Linked DNA regions of Mus musculus: all the other regions are linked to region 1. A link is a loop called in an ENCODE intact Hi-C map of the cell type or tissue named here. Cell type or tissue: heart. All regions are shown on one strand. Each heading gives the region's core, and the rest is flanking DNA. Links, peaks and the distances in the headings are about the cores only.

What was found. A loop is a pair of places that touch in the nucleus more often than their neighbours do. Peaks named below come from ENCODE experiments on the same cell type or tissue, not always from the same donor. Only the 100,000 strongest peaks of a DNase experiment are listed, where the experiment ranks them.
Region 2: a loop joins it to region 1, with 6 times the contacts of the local background. A loop is called at or near these places in 32 of 42 quality-filtered maps.
Region 3: a loop joins it to region 1, with 2.5 times the contacts of the local background. A loop is called at or near these places in 18 of 42 quality-filtered maps.

Annotation. Positions count from the first base shown.
Region 1 is chr11:20,451,789-20,457,600 of GRCm38, reverse strand. It overlaps Gm39606 (a long non-coding RNA gene), which reads right to left and starts at 4,525. Exons shown (of 2, transcript XR_872284.2): 1 at 4,447-4,525; 2 at 1,566-4,284. In heart, for the core only: a CTCF peak has its summit at 2,426 (motif pointing left); a DNase peak (open chromatin) is centred at 2,290; H3K4me3 peaks cover 1,304 bases; H3K27ac peaks cover 1,118 bases; H3K27me3 peaks cover 804 bases.
Region 2 is chr11:20,636,150-20,641,961 of GRCm38, reverse strand. All of the region lies in intron 1 of Sertad2 (SERTA domain containing 2), which reads right to left. Among named protein-coding and RNA genes, the nearest start is that of Sertad2, 7.1 kb to the right of the region's middle. In heart, for the core only: a CTCF peak has its summit at 2,925 (motif pointing right); DNase peaks (open chromatin) are centred at 1,931 and 2,921; H3K4me3 peaks cover 1,012 bases; H3K27ac peaks cover 630 bases.
Region 3 is chr11:20,529,481-20,535,292 of GRCm38, reverse strand. No RefSeq gene overlaps it. Among named protein-coding and RNA genes, the nearest start is that of Gm32142, 54 kb to the right of the region's middle. In heart, for the core only: no CTCF peak of the experiment used is centred there; DNase peaks (open chromatin) are centred at 2,592 and 2,832; H3K4me3 peaks cover 1,547 bases; H3K27ac peaks cover 1,541 bases.

The sequences.
Region 1 (5,812 bases), core at 1,289-3,788:
TCTTCCTATTAAGATATAAAATACTGCAATAGGGGAGATGCCTCACTTGGGAAAGAGCCTGCCAAGCATGTATAAGGACCTGAATTTGGAGCACTGATGTAAAATTGTTACAGGACATCTGTCACCCCCTGGGGGTGGTGGCAGGAAGACAGAGCCCTCTGGTCAGCAGGCCTAGCTGAACCATTATGTTTACTGAGAGACTGCATTCCTTACTTGCCTTGATGCTCTGACAAAAGTGACATTAATTTACATCATGGTTGGGGAGCAGCAGGAACTTCAGGGAGCTGAGCCCATTGCTTTGCAGTCAGCAAAAAGAGAGGAATGGATATTCAGGATTAGATAGCTCCCTCCTGTTTATGTAGTCCAGGACCCAAGCCCAGGGAACCACAAAATCTTCCATGTCAATCAAGACACCCTCTAAGGTATGCCAGGTGATTCCATCCAAGTTCTGTCAAGTTGACAATTCATAGTGATACTCACAGGAGCCGTGTCTCCAGTGGACAGTGATGGAGGAGGACACTGATCTGGTCTCCTCAGGTACTTACACACATGCATGTGTACCCACACGAACACACAGACACCACATACCCACACATTTAAATATATATGTACACACACCAGTGGTTCTCAATCTCCCCCGTGCTTCAACCTTTAATACAGTCCCTCATGTTGTGGTGACCCCCAACCATACAATAACTCTAAGTTTGCTGCTGTTATGAACTGTAACGTAAATTTCTGATATGTGGGGTATCTGATATTCGACCCTTAAAGAGGTCACGGCACACAGGTTGAGAACTGCTGACATACACAAACGTTTTTTAAATACTAGGCTTGGACTGTAGCACACTGGTAGAGTGCCTTCCTAGCCTGTATGAGGTTCTGAGCTCCATCCGATAAAAAAGGTGGGTGTTGGCCGGCTGCAATCAGACGGCCTGGTGCACTCTGAGCACGCACTGAATTTGATATAAGCACTCACTGGAGAAGGAACACAGAAACCCAATTTGTGAAGATGGTGCCATCTCAGGATGGCTACTGCAGGACCGGAGAGGGAAGCCAGAGAGTTCCCTGCTTCCCAGGGGTTGGCTGTGAACAGAAGACTGGGCGGGGTAAATAGAAGATGGACAGGCGAGAGCAATTCTAAGCATTCCTCCCCAGGTCTGAGTTAGCCGCGCTGCTGAGGAGGTCGGATCAAGGAGCAGGAAATTCCTAGCAAAGGTTTCAGGATGATTAATAGGTTGAGGGGTACACAGCATCTCTGCATCCTTAACTAAGTGCTTTCTCGTGGGAGCCTAGGATTTTTAGAAGACAAAGACATCCAGAAGAGTCTGGGAACCATGGGGAATCAGTGATTGATCCCCTTGGATTTCAGAAGTAAGGAAAACCCATTACCCAACCTTTTAGGGACCAATATTGAGTTCCTGTTTCGGAAGGTCTCCCTAGGTAATTAAGGGATTGCTGAACGCGCAGAAGGCACTCTTACACACGGGTTAGCCTGCTAACTCTCAGCTCTCACCCTCTGCCACACTTAGATCTTTCCGGAACACATCACACAAACTGCTCACAGGCAGGGCTGCATCTTTTATTATTCACCCAGTGACCGAACACCGACTTCTCCAGACCCCCACCCTAAGGATGCATCCCGATCACAGCTTCTTGCCTTCCCAGCCCCCTCTACCCAATTCCAAATTCCATCGTCGTCGGGGTTGGAAAAAAAAAAAAAGAGTCCACGGCATCCTGGGTTATATGATTTTAACTCTGCCAATCCCAAAGGCTCCAAGTGTCGCAGCTTCCTGCTGGGGAATAGTGACTGAGACATCTCCCTGGGCTACTTAGGTTTGGGGTCGTACCCCCAACCTCCAGTCCCCATGCCTGAGCACCTGAGACAGGGGTTCTCTGTGTAGCCCTGGCTGTGTTGGAATTCGCTGCGTAGACCAGGCTGGCCTGAAACTCCGCGATCTACCTGCTTCTGCCTCCGGAGTTTAAAGGCAAGCGTCACCACGCCCGGCTTTGTTTTTATTTTAAGAACTGAAACAAGTTATCAATTGGAAACTCCCAAGGTATCTCCAGAGAGCTTCCAGAGGCCATTGGGTCTTGAGGTCTCTATGACTTTCGAGCCGTGAGGCTCTGGGGTCGCGATCCCCACAGGGTCCTCCCTATGGTTGTTGGTACTACTCGGTCTGGGACACCCTAGCCGGGGGCGTTCTGGAACCGCTCTGCATTGTTGCATAAACCCTGCTCGTCCCACCTGCGCTGAAGTTAGCCTCATCTCAGGCTCGGCTAAATTCTCCACTAGACAGATGCGAGCAGGATAAGAAACGTAATCGGGAAGGGGCCCGGGATGCAGGCGCCGTATTTAAAGAACACATACAAACACACTTGCAATATCCCTGGTCAGTCGCTCCCCCAGGCGGCGGCGCAGCGCCCTCTGGAGGCAGAGCGTGGCCTTGCAATCCCTGCACGCCTGAGAGCTGTGCGCCAGAGCCAGGGGAACCTGAAGCTTTTGGAGAAACTGCAACAGCTTGGGGAAGGGAGTGAAAGTGTCCAGTAAGTTCTGAGAAACGCCAAGGACAAAGGAAAGGGGTCTTCATAAAGACAGGCTTTCTGTGTTTAGCTCTGGCTGTCCTAGAACACCAAATGGCCCCAAACTCAGAGATCTACCTGCTTCTGCCTCCTAAGTGTTGGGCCATCCTTCAGGGCTCCTCCTTCCATTTTCAATGAATCCCTGAAATCTTCCCGACACAGTGCCACCCGTTACCTACAGTTTGATGTTATTTATTTGTTTGTTTGTTTGTTTGTTTGTTTGTTTATTTTTAAATGCAGGTAGTCTTGCTATGTTGCCTAGGGGTCTTGAAATCGTGTTCTCAAGCAATCCTTCGTCCGCATCCTCTGGAGTAGCCTGGACTCCATGCTTGTGCTCTGGGATGGTGACATTTAACAGTCATGTTTAACCATCGTTGTACTTACAATACCAGTGCAATTTAAAGGTCCCCACCTTCTGGCCACCTTCTATTTTCTTGCTGGTTTTGAGTGTGCTTGTCCCTTGTGGCCCCTACACATTTCTCTGCCTTTCTCACGCGCAGTCACTAAAATGTAGACTATTAACATGCCCATCCCAGTCCAGAGCCTGCAGTTGCCCACTGGCATGTCTGGACCTCTCCTATGGCACTCAGGACCCCAGGGGATCCGTAGGGGGCTCTCTCAGTTCTTTTTTGTACTTCAGTCTGGCAGGATGCAGCCACCCCGCTAGCTGAGGCCCCTCTTCCCCTGTTAACAGGTGCTCATTGCTCTCAGCCTCCTCTCTATCTGGAATTTCTCTTCTCTGGCCACTCCACACTGAACTCAGGCAGGCTCTCCTTGCCTTCCCTCTGAGTCCCTCTTTATTCCATTTATGCCTGGTGGGAATACCTCCAACTTCACACCTTCCTTCTCTTTCGTGTGCTTTCCTGCTGTATCAGTTTTGTATTGCCACACAATCAGGCCACCGCCCCTTGGCTTAAACTGTAGCTTCAAACAATAAACATTTATTTGCTCCAGAGTCTGCGGGCCAGCTGGTGAGCCTTCCAGCCTGCCTCTGCTACAGCTTGCTGATGTGTCACGTGGTGAACTGGCAGGACACGGCTGGTGCTTGGCTGTCACCTAAGGTGAAACCGTGACTGGATCACATGTGCCCCATTCAACAGCCTGGGTCTCTCTCAGGCTTCTTTCCATTGCCAAAGATGTAAGTGCAAAAGCTAGCTACAAGACTTCTTGAACCCCGGGCTTGGAACTGAGACATGCTTACATATTCAGGGAGGTTAAGTCACAAGGCCAAGTCAGACATGGGATTGAGCAAAGACACTTCAACTCCTGCTACAAAGGAGCTATGGAAGACAGCAGCTGCAGTCTAAAGAGATGGTTCAGCCATTAAAGGCTAAGGTTCACACCAAAAGGACAGGAGGACTGCAGCCATTTAGTGTCCAGTTCAGCCTTATGCTCACAAAATGGTGGCTGGCTCCCTCCTGTGACTTGAGGCCACCAACACAGCCATTGCTGCCAGCACTGGCAGACCCCATTGCCTACAGCCCTGGTGCCCGTTGGCATTTATATGACTAGTGGAGGCACCAGGGAAGTGGCCTCGACAGTGCTTTCCTGGTCCCTCGTGGAAGCCTGCTTGTCTGGAACTGGGACCAGTTTGCTGTCACAGGCTCTCTGTGACTGAAGTCAGACAGGCCTGAGGAGAGCTGCTGGCTCTTCTTCCTGTGGCGTCTGGGCATGAGAGGTGGCTTCTCGGCTTCTGGTTTTTGTCTGTAAATAGGAGTGGCCACGGAGCCACATGCAGAACACAAGCCCCATTAGCCTGTGTTTAGAAGGGCATCAGAACTCATACCCCGGGACATCGCTGTGGAGGAAACCCCCCTCCCCCATCCCCATGTATGTCACTCACAGGGTCCTTTCACAGACACTCACCTCTCAGTTCCCTCTGTCCTTTGTGGGGAAGACTTAGGCACTTCTGAGACTTTAATGTCTACCCAGACTCCACTTCCTGGGCCTGCACCCTGGTTTAATTTTAAACCTACTAGCTCTAATATTTAACCCAGAGCTTGGCATGGAGGTATCTGTGCTGGCTAGTCTTATGTCAGCTTGACACAAGCTAGAGTCATTCGGGAAGAGGAACTCTCATTGAGAACATGCCTCCATCAGATTGGCTTGTAGGCAGGTCTACAGTGCATTTTCTTAATTAGTGATTGATGGGGAAGGCCCAGCCCATTGTGCTTCCACCCCTGGATAAATAGCCCTGCGTGGTTGGTATAAGACAGCAGGCTGAGCAAGCCATGGAGAGCAAGTGGGTAAGGAACATTTCTCCATGGCTTCTGTTCCAGTTTCTGCTTCAGGTTCCTGCTTGGCTTCCCTTGGTGATGGATTCGCCGTAAGGTGAACTAAACCCTTTCCTCCTCATGTTGCTTTTGGCCATGGAGTTTTATCACAGTAAGAACACCCCCACCCCCACCCCCACCCCAGGGCTCAATAAAATCTTTTTTTTAAAAAAGATTTATTTATTATATGTAAGTACACTGTAGCTGTCTTCAGACACTCCAGAAGAGGGTGTCAGATCTCCTTACGGATGGTTGTGAGCCACCATGTGGTTGCTGGGATTTGAACTCTGAACCTTCGGAAGAGCAGTCGGGTGCTCTTACCCACTGAGCCATCTCACCAGCCCCTCAATAAAATCTTTAGTGACTTGGGGTTCATGTTAACAAATGCTGAACAGATTAAAATTTCAAGATGCTCTCAATTCTGAAACTTATGAAAGAGATTTTGTTTTTGCTCTGCTGCCAAGGCTGGCCTTGAACTCCTGAGCTCAAGTGATCCTCCTGTCTCAGAGTAGTTAAAACTGTTGGGGAAAAGTTTGAATTTTGGAGCATTTTAGGTCAACTGGTGAAGTCTATACAAACACTCGAGAATCGGAAGTACTCTGAAATCCAAATATTAGGGACTAGAAAGTCCCTGGCCTTTTTGATAAGGGATCCTCAACTGGCAGTTTCTCTTTTCTTTGGGTGAGAGTGTTCTGCTCTGTTCTCAAGCCAAGTCAACTCATGGTGGCTGAAGTTAAGATATTCCTAGGAACTGGGAGGAGGGGCGATCCTCTTTGCCAACATTAGTCACTAGAAAGTGGAGGAAGGCTGGGGCGCCTCATCAGGAGGCACCCCAGCATTTCCATGCTCTCTCCCAGCCCTCAGCTATTCAGGGTTGACAGTGAACCCCAGGTTCTAATGATGGCTTCCTAGGGAGTTCAGATCACAGAGAATTGCCATCCTGCCTCTGCTTCCCCACG
Region 2 (5,812 bases), core at 1,436-3,935, 180 kb before region 1:
CAATGCTGATCCCACACCAGGCCTCTACACCAACTTACTACTTTTTATTATTTTTATGGATATTTTGCTTGCATGTATGTCTGTGCACCATATGCCTGCCAGGTGCCCAAGGACACCCAGAAGAGGACCCAGATCCCTTGGAACTAGCATTATGAATGGTTGTAAGCCATCATGTGGGTGCTAGGAACTGAACCCAGGTCCTCTGGGAGAGTAGCCAATGTTCTTAACCTCTGAGCCATCTCTCCATCCATACCCACCCCAATGTACTACTTTTGAAGAAAAAAGGAGCCAAGAGGGAAGAGAAGGCTCCCAAGAGAACACCCGAGATTTCTCATCTGCATCTGGTGCTGCCAGAGGCCTAGGCTCTTGACTTGTAACAGTTTCCCTTGAGTGAGTAGCAGGGGAAAGCATGTTCCTAACTCAATCAACTGTGTGGTAGAATTCAGTCTCAGAGACAGACCGGGAGGGGCAGTAAAAGCCCAATAAGGGAAAATTCCTTCTGGCAAGTGAATATAACCTCCAGCTGAATAGAGACCTATTATCCCAGTTGTGCCTAGCCAATCACCTAGTCCTCGGACCACCTCTAGGAAAGTCAGCTCACACCTTTAATCCTAGCACTGGGCAGGCAGATCTCTATGAGTTCAAGGCCAGCCTGGTCTACATAGGGAGTTCCTAGCTGGCCAGGGTTAACTACATGGTGAGAGCCTGTCTCAAACAGCCAAAAAGATAGGTAGAAGACTCTATTTCTCTTAATGAGATACTGTACTCTTCTTTGTCATTCCTGCCCTCAGCCTAGTCCGTCCTGGCCACCACGAGATCACTGGGTCTGCTGCCATTTCTGAGGCCTAAGTCACAAAGACACTCTTCCTCTTCTCTCCCTCTCCCTCCCTCTCTCTCAGATGCTGGTCAGAAGCTAAGGATGCTCTTGTCTGATACCTGGGCTTCCTCATTCTTCCTAAAGCCTTCCTCCCTGCCTCGTGGCTCCTTGCTCTCCCGAGGAGAGGCGTTGTCCCTTCTCTCCTTTCCCCTCCTGTGGGTAGCTGTCAATGACCCCACCCTGGGGGTTTTCTTTTAACTCTAGCTGAACTCATTCTCACATTCTTTTATTAGTGAGAGTGAGACCCCTCCCAGGGGCAACCCCAGTTGCACTTTGTCAACAGTGGCTAAAGTGGGGCTGGAGAGAAATTGTGCAGAAACAATTTCTGAAATGGAATTTTCTCTGTTCCTTATCCTGCTTTTGAAGTGAGCTTCTGTCCTCGACAGAACACTAGCCTGGCCTTCCCTGCAGTATGGCAGTGAGGAAAAACCCCATCTTGCGTTAATGGGAAACCATACTGGCTTAGATAGCTTTCCACACGTAACACACCACACCCAGAAGAACACAGCACACTAAGAAACCTGCTCATGGCTAAGCTTTTAAAGCCCAACTTCCCCTCAAGGCACAAGAAAGAGACCAGAAAGACTGAACTGCTAAGGAAGTGGTGGTCAGGGATGCTGGCACAATCCTAAGGGAAGCTACAAGAAACAGAGCAGCCTCCCTGTCCTGGGCTGTCGCCAGGCAGGAAGGTACATGATGGGGGCAGGGGTTGGGGGTGGGGGTGGGGGGTGGCATCAGGCAATCTTCAGACACCAGTGGCAGTCCCTGGCCCAGGGGAGCAACAGTCCGACAGGGCGAGAAGCTCTGCCACTTACAAACAGGGAAAGACAACAGCACCCCACCCCTTTCCACCCATGCTAGTGACAGACCGTGAGGCCGTCGGGATCTGGAAGGTCTTATTTTTAAACTAAAGCCTACCCAGGGTTTCAGAGGTCTCTGCAGTAACATCCATGCTAATTGGTAAGTAAGACAAAGCCTCCCTAACAAATCAGCACAGTAATTACAAAGCCACTCTCCAGATCAGGCAGTCCCCGCGCTCACTCTGCCTGCTGTAACCTGACACCCACCGTGGCTCCACTCAGTCAGGCCCTCGGGCCAACCCTGCCCACCCAGCCAGCTGCAAACTCTCTGCCCCTCCAGAGGGCCACCATACCATCGGCCAGGATACCAGGCTCTGTGCTTATGACACAACTTTACCATGTGGGGTTGTTTTCTAATGTCTACAATCAACAAATTTTATCATTCCTCTTAGGATTTTCACTATCAGCTAAATTGGATACAATTTCTAACGCTGGCTTATCAAACATAATCGTTTCACGTGAAAACAAATGGAATTTTAACAGGCGACAACCAATTACACTGAGTAAACAAGAGTCAACTTTTAGAAGTGAATGTTTCTTTAGAATGACGAAAAGAGAGATAAGGAAGAATAAAGTATGTCTTAATTGCAAAAATCTGAAAAGCAAAAATGGCTTTTAAAGCCTGTCAGCAGTGGGATGTGTTTCTAATAGCCACTTGCTGGCTTTCTGTCCCCTGGAAATTTTAGGTTGCAACCCCAATGAATTGAGGATACCAGCCATCTTCTAAGGCTGACGATGGAACTGCTAACAAGTCCTCTATTTCACCCCAGAATTCTGGCTTAAAGCAATGTCTAAACTTACAGTTTCACAGATACAACATGATTTGAGGCCTCAATTTGGCTAGAAAACACACCAGAATGGTCATGTAGATAAAACAAAATCAACAGAATGTTGGTTCCTTTAGAGCTGGGTAATGAGCACTGCACTTTGACTTCTGAGTCTGTCTGGAATTTTCCATAAAAGTTAAACAATACATCACTATATATTAAAAAAAAAAAAGACCAAAAACAAACAAAAAAATTCTGTACACGTAAAAACCAAATGAAATAGGCACAGCAAATTTCTTACATGAGAATTACACTAACTCTATAAGCATGTTTACACAGATGAATGAGTGTTTTATGTAAACAAGCATGCCCAATGCAAATTGGAATCCTATAAACATCGGCAGCACCACATCTACCACAAGGGGGCGCCACAGAGCAGCAAGGCATCTTCCAACTCCATGTCAGTTCCTACCTACAGAGTTCTCAAAGCATTTACATTTCCAAATTCCATCTTCTATTCAGGTGTTCACATGGCAATGCTGAATGCTAGAAGCCTTACCAAGCTCCAACTAAATTATATAATGTTATGGTACAACCTTTTATTGCTTGTATATAAGTAACACCATGGTTAGGATCTCTGGAGGATTACTGAAGAGAGACACAAAACCAAGCACAAATCCAAGTCATGAAATGTGGACTCAGAGGAGGCAACAGTTCAGATCCAGATCTCCAGTGGGATTCTGAGATTGACTTCTAACCACACAGCCAACCTTCCACATTTACAACCAAAAAGTTTACTAGTATAGTCACTTTCAATAATCCTATTGCATCTTAATAACAGTAAATTACTTCCACACTGAACAATACTTCAGGCAATTATTGGAGGAAATCCTTCATCAGGAACACGGAGGAGAAGCCATTTAATTGTAAAATGTAACACAGTTTTAACCTCAGGGATATACTGAAGCAAGTTACTTTGAGACAGTTGGGATTCTCTCTGGTCAGATTACTAGCTCAGGTTATATGATGCCTGGTCAGTAATAATGCTTCTAACACATGAACTAGTTGCCTTTTTTTCCGTTTGAAAGCCAGTAATTAGAAACATATATATTATAATTATCTGCATTATGATGCTGCTTTATAATCATTTGGTGTCCAGGGTACATCTTCAGCATCCTGAGTCTAAAGTCTCATTAGCATTAAGGAATCTTCAGCTTTGACTTTCCCCAGAGGATTTCCTGCCAGGGAACCTCATCCAGCTTTGCACCTCCCCATTCCCGGGCATAATGAAAATATTTTTTCTCCTGTATTTATAATTGCTTAGATGGGATTCTAGTTTCAATCCTCTTGTAGCATCTTTTCCCCAAAGATACCTTGTTTTTCCCTCACATAAGTGATCCTTAATAAACAATGTCAAGGGAAAATAAAAGACTTAAGTAGAAACCAAAGGATTTGTCAAAAAGCATGTGTGAGTTTTTCTTTCGCTTAAAAAGGTGACCAGGTAAATAACACAGCCATACCAACACAGTAACTTTAAGGCCAATTCAGTGAAAAATCAAACTCCACTTTAGTTCAAACATTTAGTTAAAGGTGGCTTTCCATGTTAGCTAACTAGTTTATCTATAAATTAAACTGAAGAATAGAACCTAAGGATACAACTTCAAGAGATATTTTATGGGAGTGTTTCTTAAGAGTTAAAACATTAAGCTAGGAGAATGGAAGAATAGATGGTGAATCTGAGGCCCATATAAGTAACCTACATATTCAGAATATTTATTGTAATTGCCTTTATAAATTAGGTAGACAGGGGCTAGAGAGATGGCTCTGTGGTTAAGAACACTGGTTGCTCTTCCAAAGGATCTGAGTTTGATTCTCAGCATCCATATAGTGGCTCACAACCATCTGTGACTCCAGTTCCTGGGGATCTAATGTCATCTTCTGGTCTCTTTGGGTACCAGGGGCACAAGTGGTATGAATGAACAGAGCCAAACACCCATATACATAAAATAACAAAATCACTCAAAAATGAAAGAACTAGGCTGGTAAGGTTTTATAAAGTCAATTTAAATTTTGTATCCTATACTTGAATAGTTCACTCATTTGAAAAAAAATAATGAAAATACTAACTAAGCTGGGTGGTGGTGGTGCACACCATTAATCCCAGCACTCTGGAGGCATAGGCAGGAGGATCTCTGTGAGTTTGAGGCCAGCCTGGTCTACAAAAGGAGACAGCCATGACTGCTCAACACAGAGAGACCCTGTCTTAAAAAATAAGGGGCAGGGAGGGAGTCTTGGGGAGGGTAGAAAATATCAACTAAAGGGTAGTGAATACTTTGTAAATATAGTAGCCATTTTTCTAGGCTATTTTGAGATTTTAAATTTCCCCCAAGGACCTTGAATATTCGTAACTTACTGAAATTTAGGCAAAGCCATTTAGCTAAATACAATAAAAATAATTAGAGTGCCATATTAAGTGTAGTAATTATTTATTTCTAAAGAAAATACTTACTAGTTCTACTTCCACTCTCAGGATCTTGTGGAAAGCTTTCAAGCCCATCCAGCTAGCCATCCCTAAGTCTCTTGTCCCACCCGCCTCTTGCTGCTTTAACAAGTAGCAGAGAGGAAACCTCATTTTGGATTTGTAAATCAACTATTGCCACATAGCTAACAATCACTCCCAGGTGAAATACACTTTATTTTATATTTCTGGTCACAGTAAAATAATTTTTTTAAATTAGTATTTCAAGCTTATGCAAGACCCAGGTTCCATCTCCGGCATCACAAAAATCACCTAATTGTTTGCCTGGGGCTTAGCAGTAGTGCCTTCCTAGCTTGCCCAGCACTGAGGAAGAGGGCCACACACAACTTCAAAAAAGCTTCTCTCACCAGAAGAGACAGTAAACAAATCTGCTGAAGCCATAGTACCCACATTTTGTTAGAGAGATTTCTAGGAAAGCAAAGACCCACAGACAAAGGCATGTTTAAGCATAAGGGGAATCTGAAGGGCTTGTGTCAAACAGCTACCACCTGAGCATGTCACTCGTGCGGCTACAACTGTATGCAAGACCTGCTCTGGTACAGAGACGACCTTGGGACTTTGGGATTCTCAGAGTCTATCTTGGGCAATGCTTCTCAACACAGGGTGGGGTGCTCCAGCAGTCTACTCCACGCTCAGGAGCAGCATGGGCTGAAGTGATAAGCAGTTAGGCAGAGGAGAGCAAAGGGCTAGAAGGTGGCTCTGCAGTGAGGGCCTTTCATGTGGCCACCAGGTTTACCAAGCCCACTGTAATCACAGGACTGAGTCCTAG
Region 3 (5,812 bases), core at 1,436-3,935, 78 kb before region 1:
TTCCTCTCAGTTTCCTACCAGGAGGCAAACCCTTCAGCTAGCTTCATGTACATGAAGTATATTGAAGTTAACATATACATGAGTGTTTATCTTTCCAATGTAAATAATAGTACTGCATATTGTTTTTGTTCTTTGTGAATATGTAAGATGGGGTTTCTTCATACACTCCAAGGTAGCCTTAAACTCTTCATTAAAAAACAGGGCTGGAGAGATGGCTCAGCGGTTAAGAGTACTGAGTGCTCTTCCGAAGGTCCTCAGTTCAAATCCCAGCAACCACATGGTGGCTCACAACCATCCAGAATAAGATCTGATGCCCTCTTTTGGAGTGTCTGAGGACAGCTACAGTGTACTTAGATATAATAAATCAATCTTTAGGTCGGAGCCAGCGGGGGCGACCAGAGCGAGCAACCTTCATTCCCTGCAATCACATGGTGGCTCACAAGCATCAGTACAGCTATGTATATGTACTCATATACATAAAATAAATAAATCTTTTTTTAAAAAAAGAAAAAAAAACAAAAAACAAAATGACAACAACAAACAATGCTGGGGGTGGTGGTGGTGCTTTAGCCCCAGCATTTGTAAGAGCTGAGGCCAGCCTGGGCTACAGAGCAAATTACAGGATAGCCAAAGCTACACAGAGAAAACCTGTCTTAAAAAAAATCAAACCAACCAACCAAACACAAACATCCAACAAATCTCCTCTCTTTCTCTCTCTCTCTTTCTTTCTTTCTTTCTTTCTTTCTTTCTTTCTTTCTTTCTTTCTTTCTTTCTTCCTTTCTTTCTTTCTCTTTCTCTTTCTTTCTCTTTCTCTCTCTCTCTCCCTCCCTCTCTCTCTCTTTCTCTCTCTCCCTCTCTCCCTCTCTCTCTTTCTCTCTTTCTCTCCCCCCTTCTCCTTCTCTCCCTCTCTCTTCCTCTCTCTCTCTCTTTCCCCCCAGAGTTTAATGTGTTGACCAAGCTAGACTGGAATCACTGGGCTCTAGTGTTCCTCTTGCCTCTGCCTCTGGATTACCTGAAACCACAGATGTGTCTGCATCAAGCAGTTTTTGTACTTTTCTTACTGCTGTATTTTGGAGTCACTTCCATGTCAGTACTAAAGGAGTGGTTTTACTCTTCAGGCCTACAAAACAAATCCTAATTTGGATGTGCCGTGGTATAGAACATTTGTATTGCTTCTAGTCGGTTCCTAGGGTAAGCATTGCAACAGATATGATTTCACATGTGCTCTGCTTAGGAAATCTGTAGTGGAATTGCTGCTCCGTGAATATGTACTTTTTAAAAAACTTAATTTTTTTTTCATGTGTATGCGTTTGTGTGTGTGTGTGTGTGTGTGTGTGTGTGTGTGTGTTCACTGCATGCATGCCCAGTACCTGGGGAAACCAGAAGAGAGTATCAGGTTGAACTGGAGTTATAGATGGTTGTGGGCCGCCATGTAGGGTGCTGAAAACTGAACTAGGGTCCTCTGCAAGAGCAACCAGTGCTCTTAACTGTCCCTCCATATGCACATTCTAAAATGTGATAGATATTACCAGATTGTCCCTAACAAGGTCATGTCATTAAAAGGTTGTTTTATAATGCATGTAACAGTTGTTGTGGTGGTCTTTTTAAAGTCCTTAAATGGTACTGTCCACAGTGAAACTGCTCCATAGCTGCAAGACTTTCATAGCCTATGTGTTAGCAAGAACGGCTCATTGTACACTTTTCTGCTTGTGTTTTGAGGTCACAGATCTACCTTTGTACGGATTAAGCTGTGGTTTGCTAGGCTTTTTAAAAATAAATCCATAACTAGGTATGTTTATCCAGCCCTCTTTCTTAAATCTAAAGGGCCATCTACTCTGGAATTCCTGCTGTTGAGAAAGTGAAACTGAGTAGAAGCCAAGTCAATGGTCAGGCTTCCTCTTTAGATTGATGGGGGAAACAGCAGAATTATGAGAAATAAATTACAGCCTTAAAAATTCGGTCCCAGTTACTGCAAACTTCAATGTGACTAGGTAAGAATTAGTTATAACCACGTATAATTACATGAATAATGAACATATAAAAGTATAAAATCAGTATCTAAAAGCCACAATTAAAAATAAAAGTAAAATCTTTCCGTTTGTTTGAAATATATAACAGTGTCCCTTCTTCCAAATATATGTTACATTTAGAACTGTTAGATTTTAGCAGATTCAGAAAACCACCTAGAAACATCTTTCCCCAAAATTCAGCCAGTTTAGTGCTTGCTTGGCTTGATTAAATTCTTAGAGAATATTTCATGAACTTGCAAGAGACCGATCAAATTCACTAGAAATGTTTTGAACGTATGCAAAAATAAAGTCGCGAAAGTTTAAAGCTTTAGAAGATTAGGGATTCCCTGCGCCAGAGAAACCATTAGACCTGCAGCGTTTCTACTTGGAACTAGAAGAACGGGTAGCATAGGATTCCTAGCTGCTGAAGGTTGGAATCTTTGGTTCTTGATGAGAATTTTCATGCACGATGAGGAAGCCAAAAGGTTTGCGGTCGGAGGAGTGGCTATAAATAGAAGGTGATGTGTTCTAATGCCAGGAGGATGCGTCACAGGGTCCCTCCTGCAGCTCAAGAGCCCAGGGAAGTCACGGAGTAGCAAGCTCTGCTCCTCTCAAGCGGGCAAGGGGCTCCAGCTGAAGGGGGGGTGGTGGACAGGAGGGGTGCGGCTACAGGGGACGTGGGCAGGAGAGGTGAGAGCTTCAGGGGGCGCTGGCTATAGAGGACCTGGGCCGGGATTGGGGCGGGGGGTGGGGGGGAGCGGGCTGCAGAAGTCGTCGGTAGGAGGAGCGCGGGCTGCAGGGGTCGTGGGTAGGAGGGACGTGGGCTGCAGGGGGCGTAGTCAGAAGTAGGGCGGGCTACAGGGGGTGTGGGCAGAAGGGAGGGCGGGTTGCAGGGGGCGTGGGCAGGCGGGGCTCGAGCTGCAGAGCTAGAGTGTCTGAAAGGGCACAGCAAAAGGGGCACGGACCACGCACGCAGAGCCTCTTCAGACTCACAAGCGAAGCACAGGCAGCCCCCACGCGATCCTACTCAGCGGGGCAAAGAAGGAAGAACAATAACCCAAAGGTCTGGAGCCGCAAAGGACACGAACGTCTGGGTTCCTCGCGAGTCTAAGTCTCTACCGAGCAATTGAGATCTGTGAAACGTACAATCTCTCTGCTCTGGTCGGAAGAATTCCCTCTAGCCTCGACAGAATACATGCCACAGTGCATTACACGGTCTGTGTGTGTTTGTAGCGTGGCTGTTGGAATTTCCACTGGAATTTTTGAAAATGGCCTCTTCTGGGATTCCCCCACCCAGGCACCTCTCTTCACTCTGCCTATTCCTGAAACTTAGTCTCTCTTCCTGCCCCCATTCTGTCTTTGTCTGTCTTAGTTTCTCTCTCTCTCTCTCTCTCTCTCTCTCTCTCTCACACACACACACACACACACACACACACACCATGGCACACCATCTCTTTCTCCCCTCCTCCCTCCACCCTGTGGTTCTTCCTCCATTCTCACTGATAACTTTGGGGTCCCCTTGCCTGTTTCCACGTATTGGTTTTATTTTTATCTCTTCACTTATCCAATTCCTTATATTTTTCTATTACAGCTAAGCACATCTGCATTGCCTTTTCTTTCTTCTGTCCTAAGTCCTGAAGAACTCAAGGACTTCTGGAAACAACCAAAGATTTTTATAGCATTTTGCCCCTGTAAAGGATGCTGAATTCCATTTGCAAGGGTTATTCTCAGATCCAGTCAGCTGGACTGTCTGGTGTATTTGCCTACAATAAAAAAGCGAATGTGCAAGAAAAGCCAGGGATAGGGGCACTTTTTTTTTGGTCTGGTTGGTTTGGTTTGGTTTTTTCAAGACTCTAATGAACTCAGAGTTCTGCCTGCCTCTGCTCCTCAGTGTTGCACCACCTGGCTTGGGGGCGGGGTAGGGGAGCATATCTTTATGTTAAGATTTTAATATCTTTATTTGTTTTAAAACAAAACAAAATTTTTCTTGGTTTTTAATTTTTTCATTACATTTTAATCTTTTTTTTTTTCTTTCTCATGCTCCCCCTGGAATTGAGAACCGAAGCCGGGTCATTGTGCTTTTCTAGGCAAGTACTCGCTAACACTAAGCTAAATTCTGACCCTGTTTATTTGTGTGCATACACGTGTATGTGGGGATTCATCTGTGTGAGTGTGGACACACACATGCCAGAGAACAACGTCTGTGTCAGTCTCTACCTTCCGCCTTGTTTGAAATAGGGGCTCTTTGGTGTTCATGCCTGCATATACCAGGTTATCCCTGCATCAGCCAAGTTTCTGGGGGGGCTTATCGTAGGATAAGTCTGTGATTAAAGACCTCTGATAGCTTGCCTGGGTTTATATAGTTTCTGAGGTTTTTTATAGTTAAACTCAGGTCTGCATGTCTGTGAGACCTGGGACGTTGTTTTAGATTCGATTCGTCCATTTTATTTTATGTGTGAATGTTTTGCCTGTGTGTATATATGTGTGCCAATTTGTGCTCAGTGCCCTCAGATGTCAGAAGAGGTCATTGGATCCCCTGAAACTAAAGTTATCAATTGCTGTGACTCACCCTGTGCATTTTGGGAATTCAACCCAGGTCCACTACAAAATCGACAAATGCTCTGAACCACTGAGCCACCTCCCCAGGCCCTAGAGCTTTTCTTTTCTCTTCTCTTCTTTTTTTTTTTAATTTTATTTTTGTTTTGTTTTTGTTTTTGTTTTTGTTTTTTTTTTTTTTTTGGAGACAGGGTTTCTCTGTGTAGCCCTGGCTGTCCTGAAACTCACTTTGTAGACCAGGCTGGCCTCGAACTCAGAAATCTGCCTGCCTCCGCCTCCCGAGTTCTGGGATTAAAGGCATGTGACACCACTGCCTGGCCTAAGAGCAAATTTTTGATCATATCAGGTTTAAAGTTAGGACACAGGCTTCTTTCATCTTTGATACACTTGTTTCCATCTGTGAGAATAACTGGCTTCTTTGTAGCATGGCCTAAACCACAAAGTGTATACCTCCTTATAACTACACATCAGAGATGTCTCCTGGGAACTGGAGAGCACTTGTTTCTCTAGCAGAGGACCCAGGTTCACTTCTTAACAGCCACATGGTAGTTCATAACCAGTTATAACTCTAGTTCCAGGAGACCCAATGCTCTTTTCTAACTTCTATGAGGACCAGGCTTGCATGTATAGGCAAAACACTGAGACATAAAATAATTTTTTAAAAGTCTAAAAATAATTAAGAGAAGAGAATTTGCTGGGCAGCAGTAGTCGGCACTTTCAGTCCCAGCACTTGGGAGGCAGAGGCAGGTGGATCTCTGAGTTTGAAGCCAGTCTGACCTACAGAATGACTTCCAGGACAGCCAGGACTACACAGGGAAATCCTGTCTCAAAAAACAAAACAAAAATAACAACCAAAAGCCCCTGGACTAAGACTGGAACTCAGGCCATTGAATGGTTCAATCACTAAATCTGAGGGACAACAGGCTTTGACAAGTTTTCCTGTGATCTTAACACATGCACCATGGTACATGAACACACTCCAACACATACAAACAGATGTGTTAGTATAAGAAGATATTTTAAAGAAATTCAAATAGGCAATGAATAGTTAAAATTTTAGCAGCCAGGTGGGGTTCTATACCCCTGTAATCTCAGCACTTGGGAGGATAGGGCAGAAAGATCAGGGGTTCAAGGTCATCTGTGTTATGTGAGAAACAACTCAAGAATAGAACTTTAACAAAAAGCAGGCCTTTATTTAGAGGTAAAAAGGAATTCAAGTGTGCAGCCAGGATAATTAGGGGAGAGTT